Linked DNA regions of Mus musculus: region 2 is linked to region 1. Evidence: chromatin contacts called from ENCODE Hi-C or POLR2A ChIA-PET data. All regions are on one chromosome and are shown on one strand. Each heading gives the region's core, a stretch centred on a gene start or an enhancer-like site at or near the end of the contact. The rest is flanking DNA. Distances are from core to core; before and after follow the strand shown.

Evidence for each region. A loop is a pair of places that touch in the nucleus more often than their neighbours do. ChIA-PET counts read pairs that join two places held with the same protein, here RNA polymerase II (POLR2A).
Region 2: POLR2A ChIA-PET joins it to region 1 with 15 read pairs in Patski. The contact joins the promoter of Mrpl12 here to the promoter of Nploc4 in region 1. A Hi-C loop is called at or near these places in 1 of 37 maps with a recorded cell type or tissue (CH12.LX). POLR2A ChIA-PET finds 5 or more read pairs at or near these places in 4 of 5 experiments (Patski and embryonic stem cell).

The regions. Positions count from the first base shown.
Region 1 is chr11:120,434,918-120,442,051 of GRCm38, reverse strand. Nploc4 (NPL4 homolog, ubiquitin recognition factor) reads left to right here and starts at 4,352. Exons shown (of 17, transcript NM_001195023.1): 1 at 4,352-4,553. The coding sequence starts at 4,539.
Region 2 is chr11:120,480,413-120,487,546 of GRCm38, reverse strand. It overlaps Mrpl12 (mitochondrial ribosomal protein L12), which reads right to left and starts at 2,910. Exons shown (of 5, transcript NM_027204.3): 1 at 2,779-2,910; 2 at 2,118-2,304; 3 at 1,805-1,891. The coding sequence starts at 2,855. It overlaps Hgs (HGF-regulated tyrosine kinase substrate), which reads right to left. Exons shown (of 22, transcript NM_008244.3): 19 at 4,884-5,017; 20 at 4,684-4,803; 21 at 4,446-4,532; 22 at 3,563-4,158. The coding sequence ends at 4,048.

The DNA.
Region 1 (7,134 bases), core at 3,103-5,602:
ATTATAGGCCCACAGGACCTTGAGACATCAGGAAGCCCTTCTGTAGACATGTTTAGGGCAAGGTTCTGCTGTACATGGAAAATGCCCCTCCTGTTTGGACCCCAGTTCCCCTGAGTTTTAACTTTTGATAGACATCTCAGGCTCAGCCTCCACTTTTAGCTTTATCTACCATTTTTTCTGACTTATAACTTTATATGCCAGACAATCGAATGGCCTAGCACTTGTGCATCCCGGCCTTTGTCATAACCCCATCTCCACTGCACTCACTGTTGCCTGGAGCCCTCCAGTGTCTTCCAGCAGCAGCAGCAGCAGCAGCAGCAGCAGCAGCAACACCCCATTTTTTTTCTTCCCCTGACCAAGCCAGCTCATTCAGTCAGCAGGGTCTCAAGTGAGGGAGTGAGGATTGAAAAGAAAAAAAAACAGTTAGAGAAAATGATACCCTGACTCCAGCCTGTGCTGAGGCTGGAACAGCTTCATGTCGCTCCAGCCTGCTTGTATAGCATCCTAGGTGCATCCAAAAAACATGGTCAGCTCTTAGATCAAAGACAAAGTAATCAAGTGAAGTAGCAAACAAGGAGGTCACACAAGGTAATAATTAAGAAGCCAGGCAGTGGTGGGGCACGCCTTTAGTCCCAGCACTTGGGAGGCAGAGGCAGGCAGATTTCTAAGTTCAAGGCCAGCCTGGTCTACAGAGTGGGTTCCAGGACAGCCACAGAGACAGGGCTACACAGAGAAACCCTGTCTCAAATAAAAAATAAAAAAAGATAGTCACTAAGTAAAGTAGTAAGCAAAGAGATCACACAAGGCAGTAATTCATCAAAGCAGTACACAAAGCCCCGTGGTCTCTGTTTCTAATATTCTTACCTCAGCCTACTTCCTTGTCCAAGCCCAGTGACAGATGCCAAATTCCTAGAAGCAGTACCCAAAGCTCTCAACATCCTCCCCACCCACAGTGTTGAGGATGAAATCTAGGACCTCACAGAGTTATAGCCCTACTGTGGTGTGTGCGTGCAATTTTTGCAAAAAGGCTCTACATTCTTTCTTTTGTTTGTTTGGGTTTCAAGGCAGTGGTTCTCTGTGTAGTCCTTGCTAAACCAGGCTGGCCTCGAACTTAGTTCCTCCTGTCTTTGCCTCCCAAATGCTAAGATTAAAGACATGCACCACCACTACCTGGCTAAAGTCACATTTTATTCAATTCCTCTTGTATGAAATATTCAGGCTGGGCATGTTAGCATATACCTGGGCCAGGGCGGCAAAAGCACCAGGACCCTGATGGCCCTGGCGGCCAGTGAAAAGGCAGCACAGGTAGGACTTCTAAAGGTGTCTTTGCAGATGACTATGTTCCACAGAGAGGAAGTCAGCTAGGGACTCAAGGAAGAACCTGGACGAAGGGATGGAGACAAAGGCTATAGAGAAATACTGTTCCCCGTCCCCGGCCTATTTTCTGACTCATGCTCAGCTAGCTTTGTTACAGATCTTGGGCCTACCTGCCTAGGATATGGTGCTACCAGTAGTGGAGCAGCCTTTTCACAACTGTCCGTCAGGACAGACTCTCACAGTAAGACCACAGAAAGCAATGTGATCAAGGCTTCACCTGAAGTTCCTTCTTCCCGGGTGTGTCTAGGTTCTGTCAACCCTAGCCATCTTTATTTTATTTTATTATTTCATTTTGAGACAGGGTCTTATTGTTTAGCTCTGGATGTCCTGGAACTTGCTATGTAGACCAGGCTAGCCTTGAGCTCAGAGCATCACCTATCTCTGCTTCCAAAGTGCTGGGATTAAAAGTATGCGCTATCACACTCAGCCCAACCTTAAAGAAAAGTGTGTGTGTGTGTGTGTCTGTGTGTGCCTGTGTGGTGCCTGTGTGTACCTGTGTGTGTGTGTGTCTGTGTGCCTGTGTGTACCTGTGTGTGTGTGCCTGTGTGTACCTGTGTGTGTCTGTCTGTGTACCTGTGTGTACCTGTGTGTGTGTCTGTGTGCCTGTGTATATCTGTGTGTACCTGTGTGTGTGTGCCTGTGTGCCTGTGTGTACCTGTCTGTGTCTGTCTGTGTGCCTGTGTGTACCTGTGTGTGTGTCTGTGTGCCTGTGTATATCTGTGTGTACCTGTGTGTGTGTGCCTGTGTGCCTCTGTGTACCTGTCTGTGTGTGCCTGTGTGTATCTGTGTGTGTCTGTGTGCTCTAATGTGTGTGTGAAGGTCAGAAGACAATGTTCAAGAATTTGTTTTTCCTTCCACTTTGCGAGTTTAGGGGTAACCTCAAGTCATCTGGCTTGGTATGAACTTTGATTCACTTGGCCCCCTGACCATTCCATCATATGTGTGTGTATATGTGTGTGTATATGTGTGTGTGTGTATGTGTATGTGTTTAGTCTTCATGCCAGAAGGGGCCATTGGATCCCCTGGAACTGGAGTTACAGCAGGTTGTGAGCCACCTTGGTGATGCTGAGAGTGGAACCCAGGACCTCTGGAAGAGAAGTCAATGTTCTCAACAGTTGAGCCATCTCTCCAGCTCCTGATCATCTTTGTGTGTGTGTGTGTGTGTGTGTGTGTGTGTTTTTCTTTTTGAGACAGGGTTTCTCTGTGTAGCCCTGGCTGTCCTGGAACTCACTTTGTAGACCAGGCTGGCCTCGAACTCAGAAATCTGCCTGCCTCTGCCTCCTGAGTGCTGGGATTAAAGGCATGTGTGCCACCATGCCCGGCTTCTCCTGGTCATCTTATTTTAACGTCTATCTCACCCTCCACTTCTGTCCTTACTCTGGTCGTAAATTCATCGTTAACATCCACTTCATGTTACACACTTGCAAGCTGATCTTCCTGTGGGGTAACTGGTCCAAGGTGGGAGCCTATGTCCTCCTCTACCCCCAAATGTAAAGGCCGTGTCTCTCTCTCTCTCTCTCTCTCTCTCTCACACACACACACACACACACACACACACAAAGTTAGCATGCAGTAAATTTTGTTGATGGAATGAATAAGCCCAAATTAAATAACAGAGGTTACAGAACTGTGTGTTATCAGCACTGACATTGACAGTGATGGTTCGATGGACTTAAGAGGGGAGCCGGGTGTGGGGGTGTACACCTATAATCCCATCACCCAGGAAGCAGATAGGAAGATTTCAGACTTGAAACCAGCTTGGACTACATGAGACGAGGATAGAAATGGGCCTTGGATGTGCACAACTTTGTAGAGAGCTTTCCTAAGAAGCCTGGGTTTTACCGCAGTGTCCACAGAATTGGGTGTGATGACACACTCCTGTAACCCCAGCAAGAGGAGGCAGAGTCAGGTAGATCGAAAGTTCAAGGTCAGGGCTGGAGTGGTGCTTGGTGCTGTACCAGAGGATTTGGTTTTGGTTTCCAGTACCCACATGGTGGGTCTCAATCATCTGAAACTCTAGTTCCAAGGGATCCACTCCCTCTTCTGATGTTCTCAGGTATCAGGCACTTGTGGTGCAGCCAAATCCATGCAGGCAAAACATTTATACATATAAAATATATTAAAAACTTTAAAAAAAAGTTTAGTTGGGTGGTGGTGGTACAGAACCTTAATCCCAGCACTGGGGAGGCAGAGGTAGGTGGATCTCTGTTAGTTCAAGGCCAGCCTGGTTTACAGAGCTAGATCCAGGACAGCCAACACTATGTCTTAACAAGTTCTTTCAATAAAACATATTGTATAAATATACATTATATACAATATATAATGTACACAGTAAAATATATTATATCTAAAACAACAAATAAATAAAACAGTCTAAAACATAATCGGAGTTTAGTACACTCATAAATCGAACCATCGGAGGCAGGAAAGGGGGCCTGCCTTTCAATCCCAGCACTGAGGCAGGCCCAGCACTGTGAGTTCCAAGCCAACCTGGTCTACAGCCAAGGTTGTATTTAGTGAGACCCTGTCTTAAAAAAAAAAAAAAAAACAGAAGCCAAAAAAAAAAAAAAAAAAAAAAACCAACAAAAAAATCAAATAAAAATTCGGAGGCGTTTAGCCTCTTAAGAAATTTCAAAAGTCTTCTACTTCAAATCATATGCAGTTACAAAGTTCAGTACAAAGGGAGAAACTCCAGCTCATTGCTGGAAAATTGTGAAGACAGTACAAAACTTCCGTAACGGTTATATTTGAGCGAGATCTCGACGCTCGCCTTTTCTTGCAGCTTTTTTTCATTGCTCGAACTTTCAGGAATATGGCTCTCCTGTCACAGTCTTCTGAACCCAGGGTCCTGGGCCCAGCCTAGGGGAAGGGGGTGGGGGGCGAGGGGGCACGGACGAGGGACGCGCGGCACCACTTGGCGCATGCGCGCGGCCGTTGGCGGGGCCGGAACCTTGTTTCGCCTCTCTCTCCGCCTGGCGGAGTGTGTTGAGCGAAGCACCGGACATCGGCACTGGCGGAGCCGGGCGGCGAAGCTGGAGCGGCGGTGGCGGCGGCGGCGGGAGGCCGGGGCCGGGGCTGAGGCCGAGGCCGGGGCTGCGAGGCCCTTGGGGAGACAGGCGGCGGGAGCCCGGGGCCCGAGCCCGGAGACTGGAGCGGCCGCCATGGCCGAGAGCATCGTGAGTGCGGCGGCCGGGAGGGAGCGGGGCGCTGGGATGAGGCAGCAGATTTGCGGGTGTCCTGGGCGGGCCAGCGCCGGACGGTGCTCGGAGCCGGTGGCTCCTCCTCGCTCGCCCCGGGTTTGAGGAGGTACCTGCCCTGGCCGAGCCCGGAAAGGCTGGCGGGAAGGAGGCCGAGCGGTCGGAACGGAGCGGCCTTCTTCTTCCCCGCTGCTGCAGGTTGCTCTGAGGGACCTCGGCCTCCTCCCAGGCCCCGAAGCCCGGTACGTCCTTCTCTCCTCCTCCATCCCGACAGTGCCTCGTCACGATTTCACTCCGGAAGAGTCGACCGGAGAAGAAAAGGGCATCATTAGGGGAACCCTTTTCCCACAGAGGACGCGGCCATGGGGGCCAACCCAAAACAGGCGGGATTGGCTCCTCTTTGACACAGGCGACTTGACGACCACCTGTTTAAAAGGAGTGTCATAAAGAAGGCCGATTTCACTTTTAGCCTGACAGTAGAGACTGTCACCCCCAGCCCCATGAAATAAGTCAGTAAAAGGAGAGGAAAACCAGCCGTTTGTTAACCTGTGGGAGTTTCTCTCCAGAGCATATGTGGCAGGGGTTGGGAAGTGATAGGAGTAACAGACCCGTTCTGACAGAATAACTAGGGCCAACATGGAGGAATATTGGGGATTTCCATGGGATCGGAATCATGGTGGTTGCCTTAGGCCTGAAACAGCTCTTCAGTGGTTTCCTGCATTCGAGAACATCACATCTCTCTGGATTTCCAGGGAAGTATAGCTCTTGAGTTTTGTTTGTGTTTTGAGACAGTCTTACTACTTTGTCCCAGGCCATCCTTGACCTTGACATCCTCCCACCTCACTTATCTCACTGCAGACATTTATGGCAGGCTAAGAGTTAAGGCTTTTCTCTGAGGGCAGCTTCTCTTTCCTCACAGCTCCATTTAGGGGTCTTCTGTTCTCTGTATTTTCTATCCTGGATGCAGACGATGCAGAGAAACCTGAGAAAGAAAGGCTGACTTAGTTTTAAAACTTAAATTTACCATCACAGATGACTTGCCTAGAAATAGGTGAGGTATCAGTAGGTCAATCCGCTTTTTAAATTTCTATTTATTTAAATGCTCTTTACTGAGGTTAAGCAGTGTGTTCAGGTGTTCCAAAGGCTGACTTGGGCATCAGTGGGTCTTAAATCGACTTTCTCAGGTTGTAAGGAATTAATATACTCTTCAGAAGTTGATTTTAGGAGTTTTGCTTTTAAGACCTATGTATTTATTTTATGTGTATGGGCGCTTTACCTTCATCTATGTGTACCACAACTGGTTGTTAAGGAGGGCAGAGTAGGCTTTGGATCCTCAGGAACAGGCTGGGAGAGACTGTGTGGGTGCTGGGAATTGAACCAGTTCCCCTGGAAGAGCAAGCAGTGCTCTTTGTGCATAAGCCAGCTCACTAGCCTCATTTGGAAAGAATTATGTGTATATGTGGGTGTGAACACATGAGGGCAGTTGTTGCTAGAAGCTAAAGGTGTTGGATCCCCTAGGGCTTAAGTTATAGGCAGGCAATTGTGGATCCTGGGGACTGAACTGAGATGCTCTGCGGGAGCAGAGAGTGAGTGTGTGTACCTGCTGAGCCACCTCTCCAGGCGTGTTTGTTTTGAATTCAAAGGGGGTCTTCAAAGAATTTCTGTAGGAATAATGTTAAAAACTCAACCACTCTTCCAAGAAAATTTCTTTTCTTTTCTTTCCTTTTCTTTTTAAAAAGATTTATTTATTTATTATATGTAAGTACACTGTAGCTGTCTTCAGACACACCAGAAGAGGGCGTCAGATCTCATTACGGATGATTGTAAGCCACCATGTGCTTGCTGGAATTTGAACTCAGGACCTTTGGAAGAACAGTCGGTGCTCTTAACTGCTGAGACATCTCTCCAGCCCCCAAGAAAATGTCTATTCTTTTAATTTTGATCTTTTTGGGTTTTTTTTTTTTGTTTGCTTGTTTGTTTTTGTTTTTTTACGTTGTGACCCAGACTCAGCTATGTTGTCCAGGCTGTCTTCTATCTTCAGTGCTCAAATTCCTCAGCTTCCCAGATACGTGGAGCTACTGCTGCTTGTTTCCACACATTTGACTTTTTTATTTTTAAATTTATTTATGTATTTTGTTTTTGTCTGCATGTACACCTGCATGTCAGAAGAGGGCATCAGATGCCAGTATAGACTGGTTGTGAACCAGCATGTAGTTGCTGGGAATTGAACTCAGGACCTCTAGAAGAGCAGCCAGTGCTTAACTGCTGAGCCATCTCTCCAGCCCCACTTCTAACATTAAGAGTCTGTGTTTTCCACATGGCCAAATCTGTCTGTTCCATGTATTCCCTTTTGCAGCCTGTCAGAGGTTAATCCAAAACTTTTCTCAGTACATGGTTCTTTCTTCTTAAACCCAGACTCCCATCAGGTAGAGTGACTTTACACTTTAGAATTCTTCTTTGGTAAGCAAGGCATTGTGGCATAGGCCTGTAATCCCAGGATTTAGGAACCTGGGTCAGGTTCCTAAGGGTTTGAAACTTGTCTGGTCTGCATCATGTGTAC
Region 2 (7,134 bases), core at 1,661-4,160, 47 kb before region 1:
TCCAGGCCGAGGGAAAGAACGTGTCTAAAAATGAGGTAAGTGGTGCTTGAACACGGAGGCTTCCTTGTGAACGCACGCACACGCACGCACGCACGCATATATAGGTAACCAGCAATTGGAACCTACAAGGCAGGGAGAATAACAAATGCTTTGCAGATAATAAATGGTTACAGAAACATCAGGACTACCTCAATCCTCAGCCACGACAACGACAGAACCATTTTTGAGGGGGTGGAATGGGAGGGGAGGGTTGAGACAGGGTTTCTTTACGTGACAGGCCTAGGTGACCTGGGACTCACTTTATGGACCAGGTTGGGTCAAACAGTTTCACCTGCCTCCTGAGTGCTGGGGTTTGAAGGCATACACTACAGGCCCGGCTAGAGTGACAACTATTTCAAGCCTTATTCTTGTGGTCCCAGCTTTGAGCCCCACCATCTGGGACACAACTGGATTGGGCCTGCATCCTGATACAGTTATGACCTTTTTCAAAGGCACTCCAGCTTAGGCAATGAGACCTAGCCTTGCTTTAAAAGTGAAGTCTGGGCTGGAGAAATGGCTCAGAAGCTAAGAGTACACTCTGTTGTTCATAGGAGCCTGAGTTCAGTTCCCAGCACCCATGTCAGGCTGGTAACAACAGCCTTCACCTCCAGCTTAAGGGACCCCACACTCTCTTCTGACCTCGCTAGCTACCCACATACATGTGGCACACACACAAACTAAGCAGCACTTATCTGACATAGGGTTTCACTGCGTTGCCCTGGAAGGCTGAGAATTCAGAGATCTGCCTGCATTTACTTCCCAAGTGCTGAGATTAAAAGTGTATGCTACCTTGCCTGGCCCTCCCTTCAGATTTCTTCCCCCTGGTTTTTCAAGTCAGGGTTTCTTGGTACAGCCTTGGCTGTCCTGGAACTCACTCTATAGACCAGGCTGACCCCGAACTCAGAAATCTGTCTGTCTCTGCCTCCCAAATGTTAGGATGTGTGCCACCACTGCCTGGCTTCTCCCACTCAAAATTTAAATATCCCTTGGAGGGCTGGAGAGATGGCTCAGCGGTTAAAAGCACCGACTGCTCTTCCGAAGGTCGTGAGTTCAAATCCCAGCAACCACATGGTGGCTTACAACCATCCTTAATGAGATCTGACTCCCTCTTCTGGAAATGTCTGAAGACAGCTACAGTGTACTTACATATAATAAATAAATAAATCTTTAAAAAAAAAAATCACTTGGAAACCCTCTGTCAGCCAGAACTCTTTGAGAAACACCTTGCTTTCTCTTCCTCAACACCTTCAAGTTTGATTCAACATTGTCATGTTGTAGAGGCCTTCCTCGAAATTCCAAGTCTCTTCCCTACCTGTCCAAATTGGTGCAGTGCACTTGAGGCAGGCACTCTCCCACAACATCTCTGTGCCCTCCCTACTTTTAATAATACTCAAGACTGCTGCACTGTTTGGCGTACCGTTTCCTCTCTTCAGATCATTTTTCCCACCAGTGTAGCTCAGAGGGCAGAAGGAAAGCTAGCTTACAGAATCGAGGTCCTGATCCCCAGAACCCATGCGGAAGGGGAGAACCCCCAAAAGCTGACCTTTGACCACCCCCTGCTCATGCACACCCACACACATGCACGCACTAGTAAAGATCTCGAATGCCTTCGGCAGAAAATTTCCCAAAGCTATTGCAGGGAGCCCACAGCAGAACACAGGGATTACAGCTACAGACTCAAGGAGGAACAGGGAAATACCTAAGTTATTGAGTCGGGCAGTTAACTGGGCACACAGAACTGGGTCTTCCTGTGGCCTAGGCTCACCTCAGAGGCCGGTGCTGCAGCAGAGACGGGACCAGGCACCATGCCACCCATTGGCATAAGGCCGACATCCTGGATCTTCAATGTTTTCTGTAGGATGAAGGAGAGGTCTCAGTGGCTGCTTATCAAACCCTAAATGGAGGTACAAATGGAGGTACAAGCCTATTTGGCCCTACCACCTAGGAAAGTACATTTGATAATTTACCAAACTCCCAAAACACCCCAGAAGAGACAGGGACCTCTGACCTTTGTTTGGTAAAAATACAACTAGAAGGCAGGGACTTTAGTCCTGGCCTGTGCCGATCTCTCCTAATACCTTCAGGAGTTCGTTGAGGTCTGAGATCTCCAGGAGCGTAAGGCTGGCAATGTCTTGGACCAGCTGCTGGATCTTGGGGGGGTATTCTTTGGGAGCATTATCCAGAGGTGCGCCGGCGAGTGCTTCACTCCTTCGGTGGCTGCTGCTTCTCAACTGCCGCGCTGCACAGACGCTGGGCATCTGTTGCCTACCCCAGGCAAACAGCCGTTAGATCAGAAAAAACGGGAGACTCAAGGGTACAAGATCCATGTGCTCAGTCTGCCACCGCTGAGGCCAGGCTCCACAAGCTGGGGTTAAGGGACCCGAAAAAGCTTTCCTACATTTCCCATAGAGCCTCAGGAGCCCACGACTATGTCTGCAATACTGCCCAGAACGGCAGGCTTCTGGTTGAATGGAATACATCAGCCTGGCGGGTGCACAGTGCTGCACCAAGCCTTCCAAAGCACGGGGCTCGGGCTATGCTGCCGACCACGGCGATGGGTCTCAGCGGCGGGAAGCTGGGGACGAAAGGTACCTGCACCCAAGGTCGCCCAGGCCGAGCCGCCCTCTCCACGCCCCGCAGGCTGGGCCGCGGAAGGTGGCGATGCGCCCGTCACCCCTTCCCTCTGAACCTACTTCCTGCCCGCCGCCCCGGCAATGGCGCTCTAGACCACCGCTTTACCTGGCAAGGCGAAGCGCTGCCCCCCGGAGTCCAAGCCGTGGCCCCCACAGGCAGCGGCTAGCCGCCACCGGCAGCATAGCTCCGCAAGCGGGAAGGTCACACGCGGCTCTAAGCGGAAGCGACGCTCTATCCGGGAGGAGGCGAGCTGTCCGGGCCGCTCTAGCCCGGGTTGGCTCCTGGTATTACGCACTAGGCGGTGCGACGCGCAGGCGCGGAGACAATACTGGGTTGGCGCTTTCTCCATCAGTCGTGTTCCGCACGCCTTTGTCTCGCCAGGGGAATAAGTAGGCGCCCCCACCCCTTTACCTACGGAACTCATAGCCCCTTGAATTCAACTCAGTGGTCCAAGAGGTTAGCAACCTCAGGAGCCCAGTACTCTAAACCTAGGAGAAGGAAGGGCCTGGAGTCCTCCCAAGAGCTCACTAGGCGGAACCGCCTCCTTTGAGTGCACACTAAGGCGGGCGCTTAGCGGGGAGGGAAAGAGCAAAACTTGAGACCTCACAGAAGTCAGGTTGAACCGTATATTTCAGGGTGAGCTATTGAGAGCTAAAACCTTAAGCAGTGGGTAATCCTGAGGGCAGTTGGGCTGCAAAAGCCCGCGTTTGCACCCTTCCTCACCCGCCTGGTGATGTATCCTGCACCAGATGAGTCTGCAGAATCCCCACCAGGAAGGAGACTGTTGGCAAGTCCACGGTTTCTCAGCCAGTACCCAGCACACTCCACAACAGATGCAGACTATTAAATTGTTGGTCCAACCCAGCCTGCTGCCCGAACAATCAATCATGAGAGTTTTGAAATACATTTTATTTTCACTGCTCTGCACTGAGAGATGACATCCAAGGAGAAGGGGAGACAGAGATACCTAAAGCTTCTACCCTTGCTGTGCAGGAGCCACATGGTTCTTCTGGGTACCAGGGCCAGGCCTGGACACCACACAGTTAGTTCACATCAGACTCCGGGCCAGGCTAAGCATCCCCACAGCATTCACCTGTGGCACCCAACACAGCCGGGCACTCTCCAGAGAAGGTTCTACTTGCCCTGCAGAGCCCCAGTCCCGGGGAGGTCAGACGGCATCAGGACTGAAGCAGGGAACCAGTGATAGGAGCCAGACCACCGAGGACAGGGAAGAGGGCCAAGGGGGAAGGCCCACCCCTTGCTCACAGAAGGGACACTACAGGGCAGTAATAGGGGAGGAATGGCTAGTTAGACATATAAGTGGTTTCTGGTGAACTGTAGTGTTACTCTGCATGGTGAGCGCCAGACTCAAGGTCAGTCAAAGGAGATGAGCTGGGCCTCACTGCCCTGTGCTGGCGGTCCCTGTGTAGGCGCTGGCTGGGCCACAGGGGGTTGCTGCTGGGGAGGGCCGGTGCTGGGGGCCATCTGGAGAGAAAGAGCAGATAGGCTCATCACCCCCCTTCACAAACAAAACCTTCGGCTTAGAACAAGCTTCACCTTAGCACATAGTAGATCAGGTTGTTACCAATATGGCAATGGCACGTGTGATCTCTTGTAAACTTGTCTCCTGTGCAATATGGACGCATGTGTACATACGTGCACTTAATGGCATGTCATGATTCTGTCTGCTGAGCAAAGCCCCTGATGCACCCAGTGCAAGGGATCAAAGGAAGCTCAGAAGTCCAAGGGCAGGCCGCTGGGAGACGGCTCACCTGCTGGTACAGGGGCTGCTGCCCTGGGATGTAGGGCTGCTGGGCTGGCAGAGACGCATCCTGCCCGGGAAGGGCGGTCATGAGATTCTGTGGGAAGTAAGATGGAGCCCGACACTGAGTTATCTGTGACCAGACACAAACAGACCCTCCTGGCTGGAAGAAAGCAGAAGCGAGAGCAAGGAGGAGAGGGCCTGCCTGGGATAGCCCTCTGTGCCTAGCAAAGACTAGGTCTCTTTACCTGCATATTGTACGGCTGGTAGCCCATGGACATTGGCTGGCTCCCCATGTAGCCTATGTTGCTGGTCTGTGGAGGCTGTGAGATGGCTGGGAGGCTCTGTGGGGCCTGAGAAGCCACGCTCTATGGAAGGAAGGCAGTGAGGTGAGGGAAAAGATGAGGAACAGGCAACGGCTGGGTGTAGATGCTGGGTGCCCACATACCTGGTAGCCTGGGGTTGGTGTGGGCTGGTAGGAGGAGTAGGCAGGACTGGTGGTGGGCCCGGCCTGGGCCTGAGGGGCTGCCTGTGCCCCAGGGGCACCTGTTGGGTACATGTAGGCGCTGACCATGCTGGGATCTGTGACAACAAAGGTGAGCTGGCTCAGCACAGAAATGAGATTAGAAAAGAACACCCTCGCCTGGGTTTCTCCTTTTGTTGTGACTTTCAAAGCCAGGGATATGTTTCACATCCTCGTAAAAGAAAAGTAAAGCCAACATGTGTGGGGGTGGGTGGGGTGGGGTGGGGTGGGATGAGGTCCTATGGGAGGGGGAAGCAAAAAAAAAAAAAAAAAAAAAAAAAAGAACCAAGTTCTTTTTGTTTTCATAGTGCAAGGGGCTGAGCCCAGGGTCTTATCCACATTGGGCAAGCACTCTCTACCTGAGCTACAGCCCCACCCTTCAAACTGTCTTGGAACAAGTGGTAGTCAGACTGAAGGAGTTAGGGAGAGCTGACACTGATAATTTCTGAAGCCCATACTTGGAGTTTCAAAACTGAGACCACAGCAACAAAGACAAACAGTCCTGACTTACAGCAGCCCAGGCTAACACTTCAGAAAAGACCACTATGATAGAAATGAAGACACACACTAGGGATAGTGCAGGCCATCCAAGCTGTCAGAATGGGAAACATTAGGGGGAACCTAGTTTGCTTCTCACACACACACACACACACACACACACACACACACACACATACACACACACGGTCCTCAGTAACCTACAGACTGTAAATTCACCCTAAGAACCTAAGCCTTAACCGTCTGTTAGGCCTTGGAGTCCTCCTGCCTCAACTTCTCAAGTGTTGGGATTGTAGGATGCACACCACCATATACTGTCTGAGATTTTGCCTTCTAATGACTGACTATCCATCCCCACAGAGAGGACGTGGGATCCCAGAGAACCAAAGAACAGACAAAGCAGGTAGAGTGCCAAACTGACCTTATCAAAAGGTGACAGGCCAGTTAAGGTGACACAAGCAATCAGCACTCACGTGGATTACACCGATAATGTATTAAAATCAACTGTGACAGGGACAGAGATGGCTCAGGAGTTATAACAGCTGAGTTCTCTTATTCAGACTCAAGTTCAGATCTCAGTTCCCATGTCAGGTGGCTCAGGCTCCTATAACTATAGTTCCAAGAGATACAACCATCTCTTCTGGCCCCTGAAAGCACCTATACCCACACACATTACTAAAAAAAAAAAAAAAAAAACCTGTCCGAGAATGCTATCGCACACCTTTAATTCCAGCATACAGGAGGCAGAAGCAGGTGGATCTCTATGAGTTTCTGGTTAGCCAGGGTTACATAGTGAGATCCTGTCTCACAAAATAAACAAATCAATCTTTAAACAAAAAAACCCTCAGGGGCTAGAGAAATATCTCAGTAGTTAACAGCATTTTTTGCTCTTTTAGAGGATGCAGACTTGATCCCCAGAACCTATGATGTGAACCTATGTTGTGGTTCACAATCATCTTGAAACTCCAAGTTTCAAGGCATCCAAAGCCTCTTCTGGCCTCTGCGGGCAAAGCCCAGCTCACCTGTGGTGCACAGATACACATAAGGAAAATATATAAAATAAAGTTGCTGGGAGAATGTGGTGCCTGCGTTTAATCCCAGCACTTGGGAGACAGAGGCAGCCGAATCTCTGAGTTTGAGGACAGGGTGGTCTACAGAGTGAGTTCCAGGGCAGCTAGAGCTACGGAGAAACCCTGTCTCAAAAAAAGCTAAAATCAATAGCAGTAAAAGACTGTTTTCCTCTCACAGCTCACAGCCACAGACGACAGGGCAGAGGGAGGCTGACGACACTAACTGGCAGGAAGCAGATGCAGGAGTCTGAGCCAAGACACCTGCAGTCCTGAGGTGCTTTCTAAGTGACACTGTTGATAATGGGGACAGATGAAAAGCCCGCTGAGCCCACCTCAGCCACCCACAGTGATGTGACCACGAGATACAATGACAAAAGATGTAGCCTGTGGCATACGGAAGTAGAACCACCGGACAAAACAAATTGAGGGCAGTTTGCCAACTTTAGTACAATGGTTCAAGGCCACACTATAGGCACAAAGCAGAACAGGACATATTTATAAGAGAAAAGGTGGGCCAGGCGAGCTGACAGTCCTGAGGAGATTTTCTTTACTGGGGCACTGATGAGAACCTGCTGTGACCCAGTGGCTCCTGGCTCTGAACATATCCT